3 separate regions of the Mus musculus genome follow, and regions 2 and 3 are each linked to region 1. Evidence: chromatin loops called from intact Hi-C (ENCODE). Cell type or tissue: heart. All regions are shown on one strand.

Region 1 (8,000 bases):
CTGCCAAAAAGTAAGGCCAGCTGGACTTGTGGCTTCATGGCAGAGCACTTGCCTGTGTTCAGTCACCAGCACTGAAAAAATAAATAAAAACAAATGGAAGGAGAGGGAGGAGAGAGAGAGACAGAGACAGAGACAGAAGCATGCTACATCTCTTCCAGGTCTCTCTCTCTCTCTCTCTCTCTCTCTCTCTCTCTCTCTCTCTCTCTCTCTGTGTGTGTGTGTGTGTGTGTGTGTGTGTGACACACACACACACACACAGGCACATGATACTGTCATACTATCTTATAGGCTTCAAAATTCAATTGACTTAGAATAACAGGGTGTCTGAAAAGTCTTAGTGTAGTAGTTTTAAGTGCTAATAACCAAATAAGTATAAAAGCTATGAACTTATAAGACATACCATTTGATAATTGAAGGTAAATGCCATACATCTATAACCCCAGCACTTAGGAGTCAGAGGCAGGAGGATCACTGTGGGTTTGAGGTCAGCCTGGTCTACATAGTGAGTTCTGGGCCAGTCAGGGCTACATAGTAAGACAGAAGAAATAGCATTTGAACGCTTACTTATTTAAATTTCTTGTTTTTCCCCCTCTGAAGTTGAAGAAGTTGGCCAACAGGGATGTTATTCAAAATTCACAAAACATAGTGAATGTAAGAGAATTTAAATAATTAAGTTTTCAAATTATACCTCTTATAAATTTGTTGCATTTTTAAAAATATAACATCTGTAGTCATTAAAGCTTAAACTCAGCACTTGGGAAGTGGCTAGAGGATCAGGAGTTCAAACCCAGCCTGGACACCATGAGACCTGTCTCAAAACCAAACCAAACCAAACCACACCAAACCAAACTAAACAACAAACCAAACCAAATGAAGCGACAAAGCAAAGCACCTTACTGATGCGGATGGCTGTGAACTCTGGCCCACAGCTGGTTACCTAACCATCAGTCCTTGTCTGCTAAGCAGGTCCATGTGAAGCCATGCTAAATGCCAGTCTTTACTGTCATTGTGGAAGGCTCTATGGAAGGAAAGCAAATCCATAGATCTCAGGCCATCAGTGTTCTATTGTTAGACGTTTAGGGTGTTTCCAGTTTTCCAGTGAAAATGAAACTTGCATACACCGTGGTCAGGATGCTGGCCTTTGCAGTGACTCTATGTCTCCTCCATTTTCTGTTTTGTTTTTCTTTTTTTCCTTTGAGGAAAAACTATGTGACACTGACTGGCCTGGAGCTTGCTATGTGGACCAGGCTGGTCTTGAACTCAAAGAGGTCTACTGGCCTTGGCTTCCAGAGTGCTAGGTCAAAGCCCTGTGCCACCATGCCCTACAGCCCTTAATTTATTAGTGTGTGTGTGTGTGTGTGTGTGTGTGTGTGTACCGAGTGCATGCCATGTAGGGATCAGAGACCAACTTTGTGGAGTAGCTTTCCCCTTGGTAGTTTTCTATGGGTTCTCTAGACTGATCTCAGGTTGCCAGGGTGTCCAGTACTTGCCTGCTTGCACTTTCTGGCTGAGCCATCTTGCCAGATCTACCCTGTTCTCTAGTGAGGGAGGAGTCGCAGGGAGGAGCTCTGTTTGGCCTTAGACCTCAGAAATTGCAACACTCAACTCAGTCTCCTGCCTCTGATTCAGGCCTCTGACAACCTCTGGTATTGTATGGCTTCTTACCAGGTCCCCTCAACATGCCCCTGCACCCCCACCAGCTGGGCACATCAAAGCTGGGGTGGGGGAGTTCTGGCTCCCTGGAAGAGGGCATTCCTTCCTGTGTGGTGGCATGTGTACTGGCATGACAAATACTACTTGTCCCTGTAGTACTATTTTTATGTCTGATGGGTTTCCTGTGGGGACCAAAGTCAGCCTCCAGGGCTTCTGCATTGGAAGCCATGGGTAGGGAACTGGGCAATGGCCAGGAGACCCCGTGGACACTCCTTTCATGGAGTTGATATAATGGAACTCAAGGCCTAGCTTTGGAGAAGCTGAGGGGTAGTGAATGGACAACCCAGTCACAGAGCCAGGCTAGGATCCAGGCCACCATGGACTTAGCCTGAGGTGGGGGTGGGAGTTAGATAGCCTGGGCCAGTGACACAGCAGCTGGGAGTGCTGGGAGCTGGCTGTTCCTGAACTTGTTGGCCCTAAGCCCGACCCAGAATAGCTCAGGGCTGAGCCCAGCCTGTATGTGCATGAACCTGAGCTAATGTGGTAAGACACTGGTGCGTGCGTAGGGAAGGGCCTTGCATTCTGCATGTGGCTCTATGTCTGTGTGTCAGTCTATGTCCTTGGACACGGATGCACAAGTGCCCACGAATGGGGCTGCTACCATGGAGATGTGTGGCCCAGCTGAGTACATATGTGGCCACATGCCTCCCATGGGGAACTGTATACATGCACATGCCATGTGCAAATCTGTGAGGAGCTGAAACAGGAGCCCTGTGATGAGGTGGGGAAGGGCAGGGGATTCAGTAGATCTCAAACTTTGGGTACTACCGGGGGAGTGGGGCAGAATCCGGCCCTCTGTCAAGGACTAACTGGAAGAGATACCAGGTAGGCCTTGCCTCGAGGCAGATAACAGAACAAGGAGTGGGGATGCATGTGAGAAGGCTGAGTGGATGAGAAAGTCGTCGCATCTCATGAAGGAAGCTGGGATGCCCCTTTCTTCCTCCCAGGCAGGCAGAGGGCAGGGGTTAGAGAAGTAGGTATCTGGGGGATGGTGCATCCTCGGGGGTAGGGGAGGTGGGAGCGGGGTACACAGGAGAGTATTGAAAGCAGCAAAGCTGGGGTTGAGGTGTCACCTCAGTTCAGTACTTGCATGTAGGCATGATCCCCAAAACCCATGTGAAAAAGCAAGGTGTGGTGGCAGACAATTGTAATCCCATTACAGGGAGGCAGGGACAGTCAGGTACTCACTGGGCACTCAGTCTAGTCTATGTGGTTAGGTGAAGGCCTATGAGAGGCTGTCTCAAAAAAAAAAAAAAGCACCAGAGGAGACACAGCCAAACATCACACACACACACACACACACACACACTCACACACTCACACACTCCTGCATGGATATACATACACATCATACATGAAAAAAAAAAAAAAGAACCTGTAATACATTTATCTTTTAAAAAAGTATTTACAAGAAAGAAAGAAAAGGCTGGAAGGAAGGAGATGTTTTGGCCGAGTGGAGAGGGAAGAAGAGGCTCGGGAGGGTTCTTGACGATGGAGAGACCAAGATTGGAGCAGGGAAGTGAACAAGAGCAGCAACCGCGGTAGGGTTCTTGGGCAACAAACTTGGAGCCTGCCACTGTAGGGCAGATTGGCAGAACTTAAATGCTCACCAGAAAGCACCCCAAGGGAGCCAGGGATGCTGAAGTTGGCAGGCCCCTTCTGAGAAACTCTTAGAAGTCTCTTTTCTCTCTGGCAGAATGCATGGAGGCTGTCCAAAACTTGGGTAGGGGGCAGGTGGACTATCCTTGCTCTTTCACAGCTGTCTCCTCCCCAGGCTTCTCTCTGTACTCAGGCTTGGAAGGCTTAGAAGCAACTCAGCCAGGCTAGTCAGCAGCTCCTAGAGGCCGGGTGCCACTGCAGGTGGAGGGGTGACTTGCTTGCTGGCCAAAAGGGAGCCCGGCAGCTGGACAGCAGGCCTCTTTGTTACAGGTTTGAACCATGGTCCCTCCTCCTTCCAAGACTTTGGTTTGGAACTGCGCTGCTCTTTCCAAGGTCGAAGGCTTTGGCACAGGAAACTGGCCAGCTTCAGGCTGTACCCGGAATGAATGCAGGGGGCCTCCTTCAAGGTTACACACAGCAGTAGCTGCTACCAAAGCATGCCCAGTTCAGGGTCTTCGGATCATCATGGCCAACTGCTCTAAGCAACAAGTTTCCCGAATCTACCCAGGGCTCCTTCGCGGGTGTGTGAGGGTGAGGGGGGGGGGGTGCCCAGTGACCCAAAGGGGGTCGGCAAGATTTCAGAGCTACAGCCTGGGCAGAGTTGGTGGGTAAGGAAATCGGGGTGGCCCCAGGCACTGCCTGCCGTCCTCGGATCTGGAGAGGGAGGTAAAAGGCGAAAGACAGCCAGGGTGCGATCCTGGGGAGCTCGCGGACCGACCGAAGGGGAGCTTTCGCAGTCTGGCGGGAGAGGCTCTGGGAGAGAGTTGTTGGCTTGGGGACATTCCGAGGCCGAGCCCCGCCTCCTCGGAGACGCCCCCGCGCGAACAACACCTCGGGGCGGGGCGCGGAGAGGAAGGGCGGCCCGGCGCGGAGCTGCGCGGCCACTCGGGGCACCGCGGCGCAAAGCGCAGGTAAGAGCGCGCGTCGGTGGGCGGGGTCCGCTGCCCCACGAGCTCAGCTGCGGGTGGGGGCTCTCTCCTCCTCCCGCTGCCATGGTCACGAGCCCTCCATCTTCGGTCTCAGCTTCCTCCTCCCGGTCCCGTGGCCGCCCGGCTCCGGTTTAAACGCAGCGCGGGGTCCAACCCCTAGCAGCAGTGCGGAGCGCGAGCACCGTGCCCTGCGTCCAGGCCAGAACCCAGGTGCGAGTTTATCACCCAGAGGGAGAGAGGCTGCCAGGAGCAGGTGACCTGGCTGGTCAGGGCGGAAGGGCTGACAGAGAAGCCGAAAAGGTGGTGTTGCCTGCCTGGGAGGAGCCTAGACGGATGTCCGAATGTTGGAGCAGAGTAGTTTGGAACTGACTAATGCAGTCGGGAAAAGCTAATGCGGAGACTGGGAGGCATGTAGGGCAAGAGAGGCAGAGAAGGGGCTGAAGACTGGAGGGCCCGTGTGACAGTTTTGTGCACTTGCCTGGAGCACTTTCTCCACTGCCCACCGGGCATGTAGGTTGATTAATGGGCCTCTAGCATAGTCCAGGAAAAGCAGAAATAAGGTCCATGCCACTCCAGATCAGGAAATACCAGAGTGAGTGCCATGCTAGGGTGCGGCTTAAGGGGCCTGAGGGGCCAGAACTGGGTGAGGGCAGGGAAGGCCCCAGTGACCCTGCTTGGGAGCGATCTGGTGTGGACAGAGGCCAAGAATGCAAGGGAAAGGTCTAGCTACTGTTTAGATGGCCACAAGGACAATAGCTGAGTCACCTGTGCACCCAGCTTAACTTTTTTGGCCTCACCCTGCAGCTTTTGAACCAAGTCTACCCGGGGTGAGAAGGGAGGCTGGGCCCTACTAGGAATGCTGGGTGTACCTCAGTGAGTCACCCAGCACCTCTGAGCCACTTAGTTCTCGTGAGCCTGTTAGGGCTGGGAGTGAGGGGCCTGGGTCTGAGCTCTGCACCTGATCTACAGATAGTATCTCTACACCCTCCTGGACTTTCCATGCCTCAAATTCACCGTTTGCACAGCCTGCCACTCAGGACCCCAGAGTTGGCAGGAGGGAGAGTATGAGGAAGCCGTGTTGTTGACCAGAGGGCTATGGGATGGGTGCTGGGCCCAGGGCTAGAGAGAATATTCTTGCTGGCTCATACTCTCAAACACTCGTGTCTGGCCTTTTACTCACGACACCGCTTCTAGCTCCTAGCTGGGAGACTTCTATATCAGACTCCAGATGTAGCCTTCCTGGGCCACCTTTACCATCCATGTTTAATGTCTGCCCTTTCCTCTGGTGATGTGATTTCCTGGGGGTGGAAATCCTTCTGGGACCACAGACCTAAAAGGTACTACTATAGAGTTAGTGGCTGCTAATCTGGGTCTGTCGTATCTACCCAGGTCCAGTCTATCCATGCCAAGAGAAGCGTCTCTCTACAGTTTATTCTTTTGAGGGGCAACCACAGGAGTCTGAAATGTCCTGGTCTAGTTAGATCTCCTTTTCAGAGAGGACCAGGGATGGGTAAGCTATGACATATCAGGCTGAGATGGATCTCTTGTGGACAGCCGGCTAAATGTGGGCAGGGTACCAGGGTAGTTCAAGGTTATAGGGATAGACGTTCCAGTCTATCAATGTCTGGAAACATGGTTGAGGGTCAGGGAGGCCCAGGTCACTTGGCCCACCTCAGTCCCTCAGCTGGGCTCTCATGGCCAGTGGAAACCAGATGCCGAACCAGAGGATCCCGAGTCTGTCCTCCTCACCCTCTGCTTGTCTGTGTTTGGGGGGAGGCACTATGTTTACTGCCAGCAAAGATGGCTCCTGTTGGGTGTCTAGCGGCTTCCTTTTCCTGTCTCTCCTCCTCCCCATGCAGCCAAACTGCAGCAGGAAAGGTGGGGCAGGAATGTCTGGGCCAGAGTTCTGAGGTCCCCGCCCTGCTCTGTTCTGCAGCCAGTTCTCCTGAGCCCTAGGTTCTGCCAGGGACCTGTGATGCTCTCATGACATTTGGGGTGCCTGCCTACCTGCCCATCATTGGCCACCCCGATGACATCTGACTCACCCCAGTCTGCTCATTTCAAACGTTTTCAGAGTGTCAGGACAAGGCAGAGTGAAAACGCTTTAACCCCACCCCGAGGCGTCCCTCCGGGTCAGGCCACTTGGGCAGATGAACATCCTTGCCAAGTGAAGACAGTGAGGGCTGGCTTTGGGAGGCTTTGCCTGAGCAGGGCCACAGACAGCCCAGCTGTGGACTAGGTTCAGACATGCTTCCTCACTACCTGTGCCTCGAGTCAGGATGCTGTATTGCAGCTTGCTTAAGATCGCTCAGTTAGGGCAGCTGATCTGCCTGCCTACCTCAGTGACCCTGTTCCTGAGTGGGACCCACTTATCCTGCTCAGTCTGGTTGGGGGAGGTGGACTTACAGGGGCTGGGCTCCTGTCCGTGCTGAGTTTTCTCATTGCCCTTCTGTCACCTGTCACCAGGTTTGTCTTGCTGAGTCTGATGTGTGATCTCCTGTTCCCTCGTTCTGAAGCTCTGCATGATCTTCAGGGTTGACTGAGGCAAAGTGAGGCTTGTCTGCCGGCCAATGAAGGTGGGCCATCCTCACAGGCTGGGCAGACATTTCAATGAACCTTTCTTTCTTTCTTTTTAAGATGTATTTATTTATTATATGTAAGTACACTGTAGCTGTTTTCAGACACACCAGAAGAGGGCATACCATCTCATTACAGAGGGTTGTGAGTCACCATGTGGTTGCTGGGATTTGAACTCAGGACCTTTGGAAGAGCAGTCAGTGTTCTTAACCGCTGAGCCAACTTTCTAGCTCTCGCTCCAGCCCCTGCTTGCTCTGACCCTGCTCGCTCCAACCCTGCACACCCCAGAAAAGGGCATCAGATTTCATTATGGATGATTGTGAGCCATCATGTAGTTGCTGGGATTTGAACTCAGGACCTTTGGAAGAGCAGTTAGTGCTCTTAACTGCTGAGCCATCTCTCCAGCCCCGAACTTTTACTTTTCCTTGCTACTAAGCTGTCTTCTTCCTGTTCCTTTTTCTCTCTCCCTCCCTCCTTCCCTCCCTCCCTCTCTCCCTCCTTTCCTCTCCTCAGTCCTTCTCTTTCCCCCTTCCTTTCTGATAAGGTCATATCTTAGGTTACTGCCCTGGAGTCCATAGCAAAATCCTGCTGCCTCTGCCTCCCCAGTGCTGGGTGTGCCCCACTACACTCTGCTGTCCTCTTGTCTCCCCGGTGGCTTCATCAGGAGGCCTCCAGACTGCTGTTGTATCAGATCTCCCCTGGCTTACTGAGCTCTATTTAGTGACAAGGACCCTGAGTCTGGATATCAGCATATTGTTGAGCTGATATCTGATAGCATATCAGATATAGCTCAACCTATCTGATAGCTGATAGCATCTGTGCCCCTTGCCCCAAAGATCACAGAGTCCCTGAGTGGGGCCTTTCAGTGGAAAGATATCCAGGACAAAGAACGATGAGGTAGTTATCCCCCTGGGTGCCTGGGTTCATGGAGTGTCTGAGCAGGCCGAAACTAGGCTGAAAGAACACATGCTTTCGGGCGGGAAGCGATGCTTCCCTTGGTAGTTTTCAGCTTTTATTCCCTCTGGGGCAGGGAGCAGGGCAGGGTCAGTGGCCAGGAGAGACCTCCTCTCTGTGAGAAGCTGGACTCACTGATTGACTCTGATGTAGGTGATTATGGGCCTT
Region 2 (8,000 bases), 340 kb before region 1:
CCCCTGAGTAAGTCTCTGCTCCGCGGTCTCCCGCTGTCGTTGGTCGCTCCAGCCCGAGGGCGGCGCGTCCTGACCGGTGGCGGCGCGCGGAGTAACGGGCCCCGGGCGGCTTCTCGCGGTCGTGGTGGAGGGCAGGCCGGGCGGAGCTCCTGGAGGCCGCCTCGCTTGGCCTCGGCTGGCCCGGCGGTTGGGCCTGGCGCGGAGAAGGCTGCTCGCGTCGCCGCGGCGGTTGGGGCGGGCGGCCCGGTGGGGGAGGGGCGGCCACGGCCTCCTCTGCCGTTGCCGCGTCCTCGGTCGGCCTGCTTAGGTTCGGCGTTCCGCGCAGCTCCTCCAGGACACTCGGTGGCGTCCCGGGCTTCTGTTGCAAACCACGGTGCATAGTCCGAGGCGCCGCAAAGGCCGACGCCGGCGTCAGGGCGCCGGCTCGTGTAGGCCGAGAATCCTCGGGCTCGGGTGGAAGCTCGGCCCATCGCCCGGCCTATCGGTGACGGCAACTCGGACCGGAAGGGCCTACCGCGCGTCTCCCCGCTTCGATCCGCGGAGGAGACCCGCGTTGCATTCCCGGTTTTGATATTATTTTTGTTTTTTGTTTTCCCTCCTCCTTGGACACTCAATTCTGGCCCAGTAGAGCGATGAGCTTCATATTCTGCACCTTTGGCGCTTGGGTTTTGTAATGGTGGCAAGGTTTGTCTGGTCCCGTTGTTGAGGTGACAGCAGTTTTGTTTTTTAACCTGAAAGTGAAAACCTGGCAAACATTTCTTGATTATGATGCTTGAACACTTTGGCGTCCTATTTCTTAGGTAATAGAATCTAGAATCTTATCTACAAGGATGGCTTTACTGCGTGTGAAGATTTAGTTAAGAGACCCTTTGTATAGTCTTCTCTAAAGAAGATAGTGTACTTGTAAAGCGAAATACAGTTTTGTCGTATAGTTTCTTTTCAGTACACCTAGGGCATTTTTATATTTCTGTTGGGTGTCAGATGGTGGTGTACACCTGAGATACCAACTGAATTAGGATTGCAGGCAGGCTTCCTCAAAACAACAACATAAGTAAAAAAGCAAGCTTCCACTTCAGAGTCAGGAGTCCGTGCGAAGCTTCCCTAAGCCCTCACAAGATCATTTTGTTGTTTTTAGATAAATGGTTTCACCTTGTTGCCTAGGCTGCTCTTGAATTTACTGTGGCTGGCCTCGAACCTGGGATCCTTCCTCTTCAGCTTCTTCAGTGCTGGGATTGCAGGTGCTGACAACTAAGAAAAACCATTGTTTTACCTCAATTTGCTTGTATTGATGTCTGCACATAGCAACAAAATTCATTCCCAAGTTAAGGTTTGAAGGGATGTCTAGTGAAAAACAAAACTTTTCACTAAATTACCACATTACACATTTTTGGGGGAACCTTTGCCAAAGTTTTTCACCTTGGCTCAGAAACATTTGGATCTTACTTAATAGTTCTTTAGTGTTGTAACACAAAAGTTATTTTGTTGGAGTGTTATCTCCACACACAAAGCAAAATCCTCATGTTGCCTTAAAATAAAATTTCATTGGGAAAATTTTGACAATCCTGTTTTTGACCCAAGAACAGCCTGAGTAGTTTTATACTTGTTTTCTAAGTTTACAGAAGCCCTTTAGTGGCCCATCTTAGTTTGTCTTTACTTGACAGATAATCTTGGTACCCAGACCACCTCTGCGAAGGCTTGATGTGCTCTTACAGCAAAGCTCATCTCTTACTTGTAGTAGGAAACCAGCATGGCTTTGTCTTCTCCTGGGTTTTTGGCTTTGGAATAACACTTAAAGGTTTTTGCTTTGAGACTTGAAAAACCTCAAAAGGAATTTGTATCATTCAATTAATGTAGGTTGCGTGCTTATCATGTACAAAGTCATGTGCTAGCCCCCCAGGAAGGGCAAAGAGCCATGCAGTGACTTTCCAGGTTGCACAGTGAAGCTTCAAAGCTCTAAGGATTACATCCTTTTTTTATTGGAGGAAAACATTTTTCATAATATGTGACAACGTGGAGAAGTCTGCCTTTACTGTGCACAGGAGGGGATGCTCAGTGTCTCTCCTGGTCTCGTACTTTACTGCTCTCTTGGCTTTAGAGTGTCAAGTAAGCTCTGATACTGTTTATTAACTTGTATAGGTCATAGAATGTTTTCTTAATACTGGCCTGACGGTGTTGGCAGGCATCTTGAACAACAGTATTACCTGTTTTACATGGAAAGAAAATGAGGCCTGGCCAGGAAAGAAGAGTGAAGCATTAGCAGACCCTGTGAGCTCTTAAACAGGAGTTTAACCTTGAGCGAATGGCTTTGTCTTTACATTTGGGTTTTCTCACTTTGCAAGTAGTTATCCCAATGCTAGCAACTTTCTGGGGCTTTGGAGAAAATTGAATGAGATAATACCTGAACCCTTCGCTCTTGGCACAGTGTGTGTGCAAGTAAGTACCTTTAGCTGGAGTTATTAGGGAAATTTGAGAGGTGTGACTGTGGGGGAAAACTGGTTGTGAAGTGGCCGTCCTTCCCTTTCAGACTTGGGTTAGTTTCAAATGGTTCTTTGAAAAAGAGAAGTTGAGGTGAAATGTAAATTTGCTTTGATTGGAGCTTGAGTTGGGGCCCAGATGGTCTGTATTGTCTTCCACTCACTCTTTAAGTAGTTGCATGTGTGTAGGCCTTGGATTTTTCTTGCAGTATAAATCACATTGTATTAAAGTGAAGTGGCTCTAATCATTTGAGTAACTGCCTAGGTTTCCATATAGTGCAGGGGTACATAGTGAGGGCATAGCACAACCAATCAGAGTCCTCCAGGACCTGTCCTACTCAAGGAGACAAACATGATAAAAAGTGTTTGTTGTTGGGGTTGTTTGTTGTTTTAAACATAGGCCTATCTTGACTAAGGTTGATACTGTAGGAGTAATTGATGTATTCAGCAAAACTTTGTCTTTGTGCAGTTTACATCCTAATGAGGCCTGTAAACAATACATTATACAGAATGGCCAAAGGTAAAATGCTTTGGAAAGTCCTATAGGATACAGGTGATTTGCTGTTAAGTCACAGTATAAAATGGGGTAAGCTGGTAAGCATCCTTGGGAGAGTAAGTTGAGATGGGACATATCTGAGTCTATGTTGTGTGGAGAGTTGAGGGAGTGGCAGGGCGGTCAGTAACCATCACCTAACTCTAATCCTAACCCTAACCCTAAGTGCCAGTGTAGTATAAGCTGCTCAGTGTGGCCAGAATGAAATGAGAAAGTGATAGTCAATTGGTTCACAGTAGGAGGGGTGCGGAGTTTCATAAAATTTTGTAGAGCCATTCTAAAGATTTGGCTGGGTTTTTTTGTTTGATTTTATTTTATTTTTTTTTAGAGGAACCCAGGCTGGCTTTGAATTCTTGAGCTCAAATGATCTTCCTGCTTCAGCTGACTGAGTAGCTGGGGCTGCATGTGCACCCACCGTGAGTGTTGATCAGAGGATCATTTATAGTATCCCAAAGAGGAACAGAGTGGAGGCCTGAAGGAAGACTTGTAAAGAAGCGAAAGGAGAGCTGCTGGTGGCTGAAATGGATGGATGCTGAGGATTAAGCTAACATGGTTTAATGAATGACACAGGTGGTATGTGAGAGAAAATAAGGATGATTGTAAGGTTTTTGGTCTGAGCAGTTAGAAATCTGTTGTCCAATGAACTAGGGATGATGTCAAGAGCAAGCTGGGAATAGTAGTGCCTTTTTAGGCACAGTAAGTGGAGATGATTGTTAGACATTTGGGTTGGATTGTTTTGTTAGTCTGGTTTTCAGGGGAAAGGTCTAAACTGGAGATAGTTTTGTAGTCATCTATTTAGGTAATATACAAACCACCAGACTGGATGAGATTATTAAGACAGTCATTATAGACCAAAAATTCATCATGGTGTATAGTTTAGATAAAATCTTAGTAGGTAGTCAAGGCTAGTGTGAACTCCATGGTTGTTGTGCCTTTGCCTCCTAAGTGCTGAGAATATAGGTGTGCCACCATTCCTGGCAAGGAATACTCTTTTGAAGCGCCACTGTTAAGGTTTAGTTATGTAAGCCTCTTGTTATTTGCTTTTGAGACAGGATCTCACTGGCATCTCCTGGTGACCTTCAACTTCTGCCTTGGCCTTCTAAGGGCTAGGATTGCAAGTGTACACCACCGATAGGTTTGATGGTATAGACCAGTAATCCTACTTGATTAGTAGTCTGAGGCAGAAGGATCAAATAAATATTCAAGGCATGGTTGTGTTACTGAGTTGATTCAAGGCCAGCTTTAGCATCTTAGTAAGACCCTGACTTAAAGAAATGATAATAATGATGGTGATAGAGAGCAGTGGTTAAAAATTTGCATAGATTAAAATCACCATTATGGCCAACATGAGTTCCTTTCTTCCTTCCTTCCTTCCTTCCTTCCTTTTCTATCTTTTCTTTTTTTATTTCTTTTTTCTTGTTTTGTTTTTGAGAAAGGGTCTATTTCATGATATAGCCTTGGCTGGCCTGGAACTTGCTGTGTAGACCAGGCTGGGATCAGAGATAAACCTGCTTCTGCCTCCTAAAGGCCACATATCCTACAGTTGATTTTTTTTTTCATCTTCATCATCATCTTTATTTCTCTCTTAGACAGGGTCTCTCTACAAAGCCCTGGCTGCCCTGGAACTCACTCTGTAGACCAGAATGGCCTCGTATTCACAGAGATCTGACTGCTTCGGCCTCCTCAGTGTTGGAATTGAAGTTGTTTGCTACTATACCTGGCTGATCTAGTCTTAATAGGTATTTGTAATAACTTTTAACCCTAGTATAACCCTAGTATTTGTTATTGTTGCATGAATCTTGTCACTTTTGCTGAGACGATAGAATAGTCATGTTGAATGACAGCAAAAGATGACCAGCTTGGTTAGTCTCAAGGCTGACCAACTTCATCATTCCTGTTATTCTTTCACTAGAACTATAGAGTAGGGCCTTATTTTATACTGGATTAAAAGCTATTGTAAGATTTGGAGATTGTTTATATCTAGAATCACCAATAATCAGATTTAGATTTCTTTTTGAGAAAAATCTAGCTTGTGTGTTTCATTCTTTTTTTGAGACAGGGTTATATTGTATAGCCTAAGCTGGCCTGGAAATTGTTATCCCACTAACATTGGTCCCTAAAGTGCTGGGGCTGGGACTATAGCCATGTGCACAGAACCAATGGTAGAAAAGCCCACTTTCTACTCCAGCATCTCAGGTTGTAATGGTATAACATTATTTTGAGACTTTACAGTCCTTCTTACTCAATTTAACAAATACTTGCATTATAGATGTGAGCCATTGTACTATAATTTTAGCCTAGATTAACAAGTAATGGAAAATTTTCTATTTGTATTACTTCCCTCTATTTTGTTATCTGTGCATTTGTATGGAAATGAGGGAGTAATCTATGTGTCTGTGAAGTGGGCATGTGAATGCTATGCTGCGGTGTGGAGGGCAGAGAACCACTTGGGGAGGTAGTTCTCCCCTCTAACTTGAGTTGTAGTTCAAACTGAGGTGGTGAGCCTTTTTACTTAGTGGGGCATTTTACCCCAGTTTGCTCCTCAATTTTTTTGGAATTCATTTTTGGCTGAGCTGTTGGAGAGACAAGATACCAGGATCTTCTTTATGTATTTTAATAAATTTGGAGGTAGTTTGTGATTACCTGTATTTGCTGAATACAGATGAAGCATTTTAAAAACAATAAGGCCTGGTAGCCCCCCCCCCCCCCCCATTTTGTTCTGGCCTAGTGGTTGCTTAGTGTCTTTTCCAGCTGAGTAAGTAAATGGTTACTCAAATTGAGTTCTAAAGTTGGTGTGAGTTCCTAAAGCTGCCTTTTATTTTAGAGTGCTTTTTCTGTCAAATGCTAACATGGTAGTGAAAATAGCTTTGGGATGATGTGGGTGTTGATAAGAATATAATTGTGCAAGCAGGCTGATAGAAGGGCTGCTTACTGGGAACACTGCTGTGGGCTTGCAAGAATTTGGAGCAAGTGGTAGTTTCTGACTTATATAGCTCTTGCAACTGCCCACTTCCTTGCCAAGTATAGTTTAGACCTTCTCTTTTGGAAGGGCTATACAGTGGTCCTAAATGTTCTTTGTGAAGACATGGTATAACTTACATTTTGATTATTTTGTCTGATATTTGGCTTCTTGATAAATAGTTATTAATTGTATACTTTATTTGAGTAGCCAGACAACACCAGGTTTAACATGTAAGTAGAACAAATCATTTATTAATATACACATGGCTACAGAAATCCTTGTCCACTGTGGGCAGCGCCATTCTTTGGGCAGATGGTCCTGGGCTGTATAAGAAAGCTAACTGAGCCTGAACCCTCAAACAAAACATGTTCTTCCATGGTTTCTGCCTAAGTTCCTGACTTGACTTCCCAGATTGATGGACTGTAACCTAGAAATGTAAATTGAATAAACTCTTTCCCACTAAGTTGCTTTGGGTCATTGTTTTATCTCAGCAACAAAAATCGAACTAGAATTTGGACCTATAATAGTTTCCTGGTTTCATATTATACTTAAGCTTGTATGGTTACTGTTGAAGAGAGTTGTTGGGTAAAGAGTACAAGGATACTTTTTTTTTAAAAAGATTTATTTATTATATGTAAGTACACTGTAGCTGTCTTCGGACACTCCAGAAGAGGGCATCAGGTTTCGTTACCGATGGTTGTGAGCCACCATGTGGTTGCTGGGATTTGAACTCGGGACCTTCGGAAGAGCAGTCGGTGCTCTTAACCACTGAGCCATCTCGCCAGCCCCACAAGGATACTTCTTGTGACTGTAATTATTTCCTAATAAAGATCTTCAAAGAATTCAAGTCTGATCAGTGGTCAAGGTCACATTGTTGTAAACTTTCTAAACTTTGAAGTCTCAATGTCACTATGATAAACAGTGAATCAACCTGCATTGCTCTGAAACTCAGTTAAATGTTCAGGGAACAGTCCCTATTGCTTTCCCTGTGGTTCTAGTCATACCTATACCATTCTTTTACATCTGTCTCTGTCTCTTACCTCAGTCCACATTTCTCATTAGTCCTAAGTTACTTATTGTGTGTCTTTTTCTGTTTTAAAAAAATTTATTTATTTTATGTATGTACCCCACTTGCTCCGGCCCAAAGATAATTATTATAAATGAATACACTGTAGCTGTCTTCAGACACCAGAAGAGGGTGTCAGATCTCATTATAGATGGTTGTGAGGCACCATGTGGTTGCTGGGAATTGAACTCAGGACCTCTGGAAGATGCTTTTAACATCTGGTCCATCTCTCCAGTCCCTGCCCTTTTTGTTTCTTTGTTTCTGGGACAGAGCTTCTCTGTGTAGCCCTGGCTGTCCTGGAACTGCGTTTGTAGACCAGGCTGGCCTTGAACTCAGAAATCTGGTGTGCTTCCCATGTGTGTTTGTGCCACCATGCCTGGGTGCCTTTTTTGTTTGTTTGTTTGTTTGTTTGTTTTTGAGACAGGGTTTCTCTGTATAGCCCTGGCTGTCCTGGAACTCACTTTGTAGACCAGGCTGTAGACTTAGAAATCCGCCTGCCTCTGCCTCCTGAGTACTGGGATTAAAGGCATGTGCTACCACACACACACACACACACACACACACACACCCTTTTTTTTAAAGCTTTTTGTTTCAGAGTCCCATGTAATGTAGGCTGGTTCCTAACTTACTGTACAGCTGAGGCTGGTAGGACCTTGTATACTACATCCCAGTCTGGTTTCGAGCTGGTGATCATCCCGCCTCTCCCTGAATGCATGGGTTACAGGCCAGCCAAATGATAGTTTTATGTCTTTTCTTGTTAAGGAATCACCTTCCCTTACACTTAACTTTTTTTTTCTTTTCATTCTTCACAGTAAATAATCATAATCCCAAATGCAGGGATTAAAAGCATGCTGCCCTGCCACCTGGCTGTTATTCTGTGCCTTTTGAGTGTTTGCCTGCACATATGTATGTTTGTCACATGCATGTCTGCATCTGATGCCCACA
Region 3 (8,000 bases), 110 kb after region 1:
TCTCCAGTCTGAGGAGACTAACCATCTGAAGATAGAAAACTCAGCGGCTTTTAATGAGAAGCTGCTACCATTTCCACCAAATCCCCAAATATCTTCATTGCTCTTCTCCACAAAGGTCACATTGCTTAAACCGTGGCTTTTATACTTTCCCCTTGCTCCAGTCCTGGTAGCCACCTCTGGACTCTACTGATTTTATTGACCTTTCACATAAAGGGGATTACGCAATGTGTGACTTTTTGGGGAAGTTGTAATTCTTTTTGTTTACCCACTCAAGAGCTTTTGGTTTTTGTTTTCAAGGCTCATATATTGTATTTTATAATAAATACCACAGCAATAAGAACAAGATTAGAAAGGCCAAGCAACACAGTGGACTCTGTGACATGCAATTACAGGCGGCCTCACAGCATGAGTACCTGAAGATCTCACACCAGGACTCGCAGCAGGCCCCACAGCAGGAAGACTGGCTTTGCGGGTGGATATGACTGTTTCTCTCTACTTGGCAAATAGTGTTTTCTGGTAGTCTCCACGAGGAGGAAATGGGCACAATAACTGAGGAGGAAGTGGGTGGGACATAAGAGGAAGTGGGCGGGACATAGGAGGAAGTGGGTGGGACATAGGAGGAAGTGGGTGGGACATAGGAGGAAGTGGGTGGGACGTATAAAGGGGATGAGAGCAATGCCTTTGGGGTCTTGGATCTGGTGTTCTCCTTTGCTACATCTGCTGCTCTGCTGCCGTCGATGGGAGTGGGAGAAGGCATTTGAATGACACATGTAGGGGCAGGGGCAGGTGGGCTTACTACTGACAGCTGTTGTATTGTCAGTCTTGGAGTAGTTGATGGTTTTGAGGTACAGCTAATCTTGGGGTCATTTTTGGTAGGATTACTGGTTTGGGGGTTCACTTTTGATGCTTGGGGCATCTGTACTTTAGAGGAGGGCCGCGAGGAGGAAATGTTGCTACAGGTGACAGTGACCTTAGGCTCCCTGGCTGACTTTAAGGAGGTAGGAGATAATGGGGGTGCTGGTGGTTTTGAGGTGCAGCTAACTTTGGGGTCATTTTTGGTAGGGTTACTGGCTTGGGGGTTCACTTTTGATGCTTGGGGCATCTGTACTTTAGAGGAGGGCCGCGAGGAGGAAATGTTGCTACAGGTGACAGTGACCTTAGGCTCCCTGGCTGACTTTAAGGAGGTAGGAGATAATGGGGGTGCTGGTGGTTTTGAGGTGCAGCTAACTTTGGGGTCATTTTTGGTAGGGTTACTGGCTTGGGGGTTCACTTTTGATGCTTGGGGCATCTGTACTTTAGAGGAGGGCCGTGAGGAGGAAATGTTGCTACAGGTGACAGTGACCTTGGGCTCCCTGGCTGACTTCGAGGAGGTAGGAGATAATGGGGGTGCTGGTGGTTTTGAGGCTTGGCCTAAGTCATTCTGAGCACAAAAGCCCAGGAGACAGGCCTCACAGTTGCTGCTGTCATGTGGCCCTTCGAGACTGGTGTTCCCTAGCAAAGGAATCTCACCCATTTGCTTAAATCCTTCTTTATAGCACTTCTTCAGAATTTGGAAGAGCAGGTTGTTCAAGATCCTTGAGATGTTGTCCCAAGTGACTTCTGGAGTTGCAAATGGAGGCTCGGGGCACTGATTACATCTCTGAGCAAACACCCTCATCTTCACCCACCCCTTGGCCTTCTTCTCACACCACCGCATGTGGAAGACTATCAGAACTCGGCCAGATGCCCAACTTCGAGAGCAGGAAGGACAGTGGAACCTGTAGAGGAGAGGGCCAGAGTTTCAGCTGAGCTGTGGGCAGGTGCCAGAGGGAGAAGGAGTTTCTCACGAACGGTGAGAGAAGCAAATGACCCCTCTTTCTCATCTCCACTGTATCACCAACATGCCCTGGGACCATCACCAGGTACCTACTGTGCAAACAGCACACAAACCATCGGACTCAGAAGGAACCTAGGGCATTTGCTAAGCCCAGTGTGTGCATTTCAGAGTCAAAGTACACACTGGGAACGCATCATGCCCAGGACTTGGGGATTAAGAGTTAGGACTGGGGCTCTGGTCACTGAGCCCCAAGCCACTGTTTCTTCAGATACTGAGGTAAATGTATTCAAGGCTATGCATGCAACAGCCCCCAATACTATATATTATATATATAATCTATATAGCCCCCTGTGCTAAAAATCAACAAGTGGATAGAAATGGGTGCAGGGTAACTGACAGACCGGGAGAGAGTTGCAATCTCCTGCCTACAGAGACAGTTTGCCTGCTTTTGTTTGTCTTGGGGGTGGGGGTGGGGGTGGGGTTGAGGTGTGGGGTAGGGGTGGGGGTGGGGGTGGGGTTGAGGTGTGGGGTATAGGGGTTGGGGCTGTGGGGTGGGGTGGGGGGTAGGGCTTCCATGATCTGTAGGATCCCCAGAGATCATGGCTTCCAGCTCTCTCTTCTTGTGTGGGTTCCCCTCCCCCAACTCATTCTTTTTCTTACATGCACCAGAGAATTTTACATTATTTCTGAATGCTTGCCTTCAACAAGGTGCAGGATGACACCCTGTCTCAGGAGGGCAGGGTTTTGTTTTTGTTTTTGTTTTTTTTTCTGATACCTATTGGAAACAGTGAAGAAAGACTGGAAGAAGCCTGTGCTTGCTAGAACAGGAGTTGTGCAAAGCCAGAACACTGCAGTGTGGCGTAGACATTTATTGCACATCAAATAGTTCATGAACTCCCTCTCGGTTCAGTGATGTTGTGGTCACGGGACCTGCTGGCCAATGAGACTTGAGCAGCAGTGAGATCTTCCCAAGGCTATGAGATTTCTCTTTCTTTGCTTAGGTGACCTTGGGAGCCATTGTTTAGCTAAATCCTGGGATTTTTTTTTTTTAGCAGTGGATCCTAACTTTGCTTGAGACAGGGGCATCTGCAGTCTGAGATGAGGAATTGGAGGAGGTTGGGCAGACTAGCTCCCAGGCTAGTTCTAGGCACAGAACCTAGGACCTCGCACATGTTAAGTAAAGGTACCATTGAGCTACAGTCCCAGGGCCCTTTTTTTTTATTTATTTACTTATTTATCTTATTTATTTATTACATGTAAGTATACTGTAGCTGTTATCCAGAAGAGGGCATCAGATCTCATTACAGATGGTTTTGAGCCACCATGAGGTTGCTGGGATTTGAACTCAGGACCTTTGGAAGAGCAGTCAGTGCCCTTAACCACTGAGCCATCTCTCCAGCCCCCCTCCCCCCTCTTTTTTTTTTTACTATGTTTTGATCCTAGGCTGCCATCTTAGGGCAAATGTGGCAATAAACTGAGAGGAGATGCTGACAAGCTAGCTCTGAGCCCCATGAAAAGCACTAATTGAGAGTTACCCTCACTCAGTTTTTCATACAGGCTTGAGCTGTCCCCAGCAGCCAACCACAGATGGGGCCTGGTCTCAGCACTCCAGTTCCGCTGTGTGCCAGTCCTGAGTCCCAAGTTCTCAAATAAGCCAACTGAGGCTTTGTTCTGGAGTCTCCCAAGACATCTCTTGGCTGAGAATGGTCCAGTCCCCTCACAGACAGCAGCAGGTGTGACAGATCCCGAGTCTCTAACCTCTATGTTCTCCTACCTCTATCCCTGGGCCTTGGGGCACCCTCTTTCTCTCCTGGAAAAGAAAGTGTAAAACGTTGGCTGGCCTCCCCTTGAGTAAATGAGGCCCCCATTCTTCCCTCCTTTTTCCACAGTGTCTCATCCTAGCCTGGATTCTGTCACCGTTTTAAGGTCACAGTCATGGGGGAGGGGAAATCCCAGTCCCTAATGAAGCTGGAATTCCTTCCTGTGTCCTTCAGTGTGCAAGCATGGACAGCTGAGAAGAGAAACCAGTCAGAAATAAGCAAGAATCTTCTAGCATGGGTACCTCCCTTACCTAGCAAAGGTCTTTTGCTGGTATTGCGTCCATCCTGGCTTCAAAACGTTGGGAAGAAGGTTCTTGTCTGGTATGAGGGTCCATTTGTGCCAGGGTTTCACCTCTTGCATTAGCTCCTGGAACACATGTCGCCATTGCTCTGTGTCTCCTATGTCTTCTTCCATCATGGCTACAGTGCTGGGTCCAGGCTGGGGCAGGGTCTTCTGGGTCCAGAAAGATCTGTGGCAAGAGGGGAATTGTTCACTCAGACAGCAAGGCTTCAGGCTGGCAGTCCCTCTGAGGACCTGAATTGGGACTGTAGTTCAGATCCTTCTGTCCCAGGGACAAAGGTCAGTTGAGTCTGTTCCCAAGTTCAGAGGACAGCAGTGGACAACCACAAGAAATCACAAAACTCCAAGCTTTGGTTTTTAAGGTCTCAATACACTAGTGAGGGAGAAAGTTCTGGAGTCCAAAGCAGGGATGAGCGGCCTCTGGCAGAGTCTCTGAAAGGGCTGGAGGCTACTCTTGCCTTTTCTGGTTTTAACATTTGGAAATCTTCATCTTTTGTGCTGCTGAGCTCCTACTTGAGGCAAAAGAGGCCTCCCTGGGAGTCCCACACTCTGGGAAGTCCTCAGTCACACCTAGTATCTCAGGAGGATGGTGGGTGATCTGTAGACATCCAGCTGTTCCCCGCGCCCACCAACCACAGCCTGACCCCGGAGGTCTCCGGCCCAACCAAATTTTCCACTTACCAGAAATCGAAGCTGGTGCAGCCAGTGTTTGCCTGGGAGATTAGGTGATGTGTCCCTAGATGAGTGGAAGGCTGCTGGTCCAAGACCAACAGGAACCCATTGCCTTCCTCCACAAGAAGGTTGGCTCACTATCACCCTAAACCGAGGAAGGCAGAGAGGAGCACAGTTGGATCAGGCAGTACTCTATTTAAGGCAGACAAGATTGGGAGTGTCTACACCCCGAGATTCCATCCACAGATAGGGTGGGTCTTCCTATCAACTGATTGCCCTGGCTGCTTCCCAAACTGGACGCTCCGCAGCCTGGAAGAAAAGAAGGAAACCAGGGGGGAGGGGCTTCCTGTGGTTTGGAAACTGAGTTTCTCCAGGCTTCTCCCGACCGCCTCTGCCCTACATCACAGCTTTATGGCCAGACTCACACCATGGTCTTTTCTCCCTGCTTTCATTTAGTTTCTCAATGTTATTTGCTCAGTTATAAATTAACTACATCATTTGGGAAGGTAGTTCAGTTTCTATTTTTTGGCTCTCCCCCTTTTCAGCTTTTCACTATGGGGTATCCTTCTCTCCCCCACCCCCAACCCCCAGTTGCTTATTCCGGCTTTCGATAAATAGGAGTTCTCTATTTATGGTCAATGGTGCTATGCTCCTCACATGTTTGGGGTCTTTCCTAGAGGTCTCACTGTGTAAGACAGTCCCTAGGGCTGGTGCTGACATATTTCCGAGAGAAAGGAGGCTACTGTGTTTCTAATATGGAAAGTACAAATGTTAGGGGAGTTTGTTCCTAGTTGTGGTGCCGGCTGTGGACTCACTGTTGATAAGTCAACAACTGAACATAAACTGGGTCAGCTTTAAACAAAGGTTTAAAGCTAGGCTTGCATTAGCCTCTCCTGGGGAAAAGGGTGAATGCCTAGTCACAGGGATGTCACTGAGCTTGTACTGGTCAGGTGACTGAAGCACAAGCAGAGGACTGCTAGACCCTCACGTAGTCCCCTTAGGAGAAACGGCTCTGTGTTCAAGACAACAGTTAGGGCCTCCATGTGCAGCAGGAATTAACTATGCCTTCCTTTGCTCACCTCGTGGTGGCTTGCCTCCTCTCCTGCATTATACAGGAGAGCTAAGTTGGTAGTGAAACTAAATCTTTGCCTCTCTCCAATTTTTTTTTTTAAGAATTTCTTTTCTTTCTTTCTTTCTTTTTTTTTTTTTTTTTTAAGATTTATTTATTTTATATATGTGAGTACACTGTCTTCAGACACACCAGAAGAGTGCATCAGATCCCATTACAGATGGCTGTGAGCCACCATGTGGTTGCTGGGAATTGAACTCAGGACCTTCAGAAGAGCAGTCAGTGCTCTTTACCTGCTGAGCCATCTCTCCAGCCCCCTCTCTCCAATTTTTGTTTAGAATGTTACTAAAGCCTTAACTTAGTTAGCCAGCAATCCTATACCCTGCGGGTCCCCAAGACCAACATCCAAGGTTCTCTCTTATCAGCTCAGACCTCTGAGCCCATGGTTAGGACTTGTGGACCTTTCCCAAGTGGGTTGAATTGTGACATCCCAAATGAGGTATCTACTTGTGAATGTGTGTGGAAAACTTGAGTGTTTTCAGATGTAATTAAGGACCCGAGAGAAGAGAAGAGACCTTCTTTGCAAGATTTAGAGTTTCTGTGGCTACCAGGACATAGCATAGCAGCAAGAAGACAGGTGAAAGGCCAAACTGCATGTCACTCACAACCTGACCTGGAGAAGGATGCCAGGCGAGCCTACACAGCGTGCCCAGGGACACGGAACAGCAAAGTGTAGCTACAGAGCACAGCAGGAGCATCTTTAGGCTTGCATTAGCCTCTCCTGGGAAAATGAGCCGATGTCTAGTCACTCCAGGTAGGGCAACAACCACAGACCAAAGTAACCCTCTGCCCTGAGTCTAGCCTGAGTTTATGGGGATCACTTATGGGAACATGGCTGAGGAATTGTTAATAGCAGCCTGGGAAACTCCACAATGGCTAAGTCACAACTTCTCCATCGCTATATAGGTGGAGCCTCCTTTTTGGTTAACTTTCCATCTCCTATATACTATGATACCCCTGTGATTGTGTAAAACTGGGGAAGAACTGGGTACACTTGGGCGGGAACATAGAAAGGAGTGGCTGGACTCCCACTGCAAGGGTTGAGAACCCTTTCCTAGTATGGGCGTCAGGCACAGTTGCTCCCATGAATAGCGATGGACGTTAGCAATGGATGTTACCCTTGGAAACTGCTGTCTCTTCAGCACTAGACTTTTTAGCACTAGACTTCTCATGGATAAGCTCATTGAAAATTTTTTGAGGGTTTTGGAGCACTGGGGCTATATTTCATTTGCCCTTCATTGTCTTGTGTTGGGGCTTGAGGCTGTTAGGGGCAGATATACAGTGGTTCACGGTTCACGGTGTGATGGACAAGGAATGGCTAGCCTATAGACACGACCAGGGAAACTGACCAGGCCCTCAGCTAGGAACCCAAAGCTGGGAAGAGACACATTAAGCAGAACTGTGTTACGTGATGCTGTTTGATGTATTCTAGGTCAAAGTCCAGCAGCAGGCATCTTTCCCATGGTATGCAGAGGGAGGTGTGACACAGAAGCACAGGAGAAGAACCATCAGAGACACAAGCAGTGACTAGGCTTACATTGTCACAAGCAAAGGAACACCTGGGACCCGAAGAGCAGAAGTTTCTCCCCGGACCCTCTGAATGGGCAGAAGGACTGCAGACCACTTACTTTTGAACGTCTTGCTTGCAGAACCGTGAGGATACATTTTTATTGTCTTAAATCATCCAGTTTGTGGTCTAGTTGTAACAGGGGCAGTGAAATGGGCTCTTAGATCCTGTTCTTTAAGGGTACATTTGTATTTCATACTGTAAAGGAGTGTGCCCATCCATATACATCTCTGATGCTCAGCACAGACATTTGCCAATGATTTGTTGTTGTTGTTTTTTTTTTTTTTAAAGATTTATTTATTATATGTAAGTATACTGTAGCTGTCTTCAGACACCCCAGAAGAGGGCATCAGATCTCATTACAGATGGTTGTGAGCCACCATGTGGTTGCTGGGATTTTCAGGACCTTTGGAAGAGCAGTCAGTGCTCTTAACCGCTGAGCCATTCTCCAGCCCGATTTGTTTGTTCTAAGTTAACCTTTGACTTAGCAATTCAAGAGTTATGCAAAGCTCAGTGGCCTTGGGAAAATGTAAACCCCGCTGCACACAAAGAGAGACAGTAATAAGGGAGACCTGTGGGGACCACAAGTAGATAAGAAGGTCAGAGCTCAGAGCCAGTTAACCTTGTGACCAGAGGATAAAAACTATACTGTAGAACTGATTTTGCTATTTCCTATAAAGTCTGTTGGCTGGAGA

The links. Hi-C counts contacts between places; a loop is a spot of excess contacts. Peaks named below come from ENCODE experiments on the same cell type or tissue, not always from the same donor. Only the 100,000 strongest peaks of a DNase experiment are listed, where the experiment ranks them.
Region 2: a loop joins it to region 1, with 3 times the contacts of the local background. A loop is called at or near these places in 2 of 42 quality-filtered maps.
Region 3: a loop joins it to region 1, with 5 times the contacts of the local background. A loop is called at or near these places in 2 of 42 quality-filtered maps.

The regions. Positions count from the first base shown.
Region 1 is chr9:110,875,947-110,883,946 of GRCm38, forward strand. Tmie (transmembrane inner ear) reads right to left here and starts at 4,127. Exons shown (of 6, transcript NM_146260.3): 1 at 3,324-4,127. Als2cl (ALS2 C-terminal like) reads left to right here and starts at 4,228. Exons shown (of 27, transcript NM_001146059.1): 1 at 4,228-4,283; 2 at 6,768-6,877. In heart, a CTCF peak has its summit at 4,300; DNase peaks (open chromatin) are centred at 2,115, 4,265, 4,995, 6,175 and 3 weaker places; H3K4me3 peaks cover 1,590 bases; H3K27ac peaks cover 1,469 bases; H3K27me3 peaks cover 4,629 bases.
Region 2 is chr9:110,532,746-110,540,745 of GRCm38, forward strand. Setd2 (SET domain containing 2) reads left to right here. Exons shown (of 21, transcript NM_001081340.2): 1 at 1-7. Among named protein-coding and RNA genes, the nearest start is that of Setd2, 4.1 kb to the left of the region's middle. In heart, no CTCF peak of the experiment used is centred here; a DNase peak (open chromatin) is centred at 336; H3K4me3 peaks cover 1,862 bases; H3K27ac peaks cover 1,243 bases.
Region 3 is chr9:110,985,558-110,993,557 of GRCm38, forward strand. Rtp3 (receptor transporter protein 3) reads right to left here and starts at 4,156. Exons shown (of 3, transcript NM_153100.2): 1 at 3,888-4,156; 2 at 1,157-1,757; 3 at 1-970. The coding sequence starts at 4,054. The coding sequence ends at 314. Gm10030 (predicted gene 10030) reads left to right here and starts at 3,942. Exons shown (of 7, transcript NR_152179.1): 1 at 3,942-6,492; 2 at 7,171-7,391. In heart, no CTCF peak of the experiment used is centred here; DNase peaks (open chromatin) are centred at 574 and 4,884.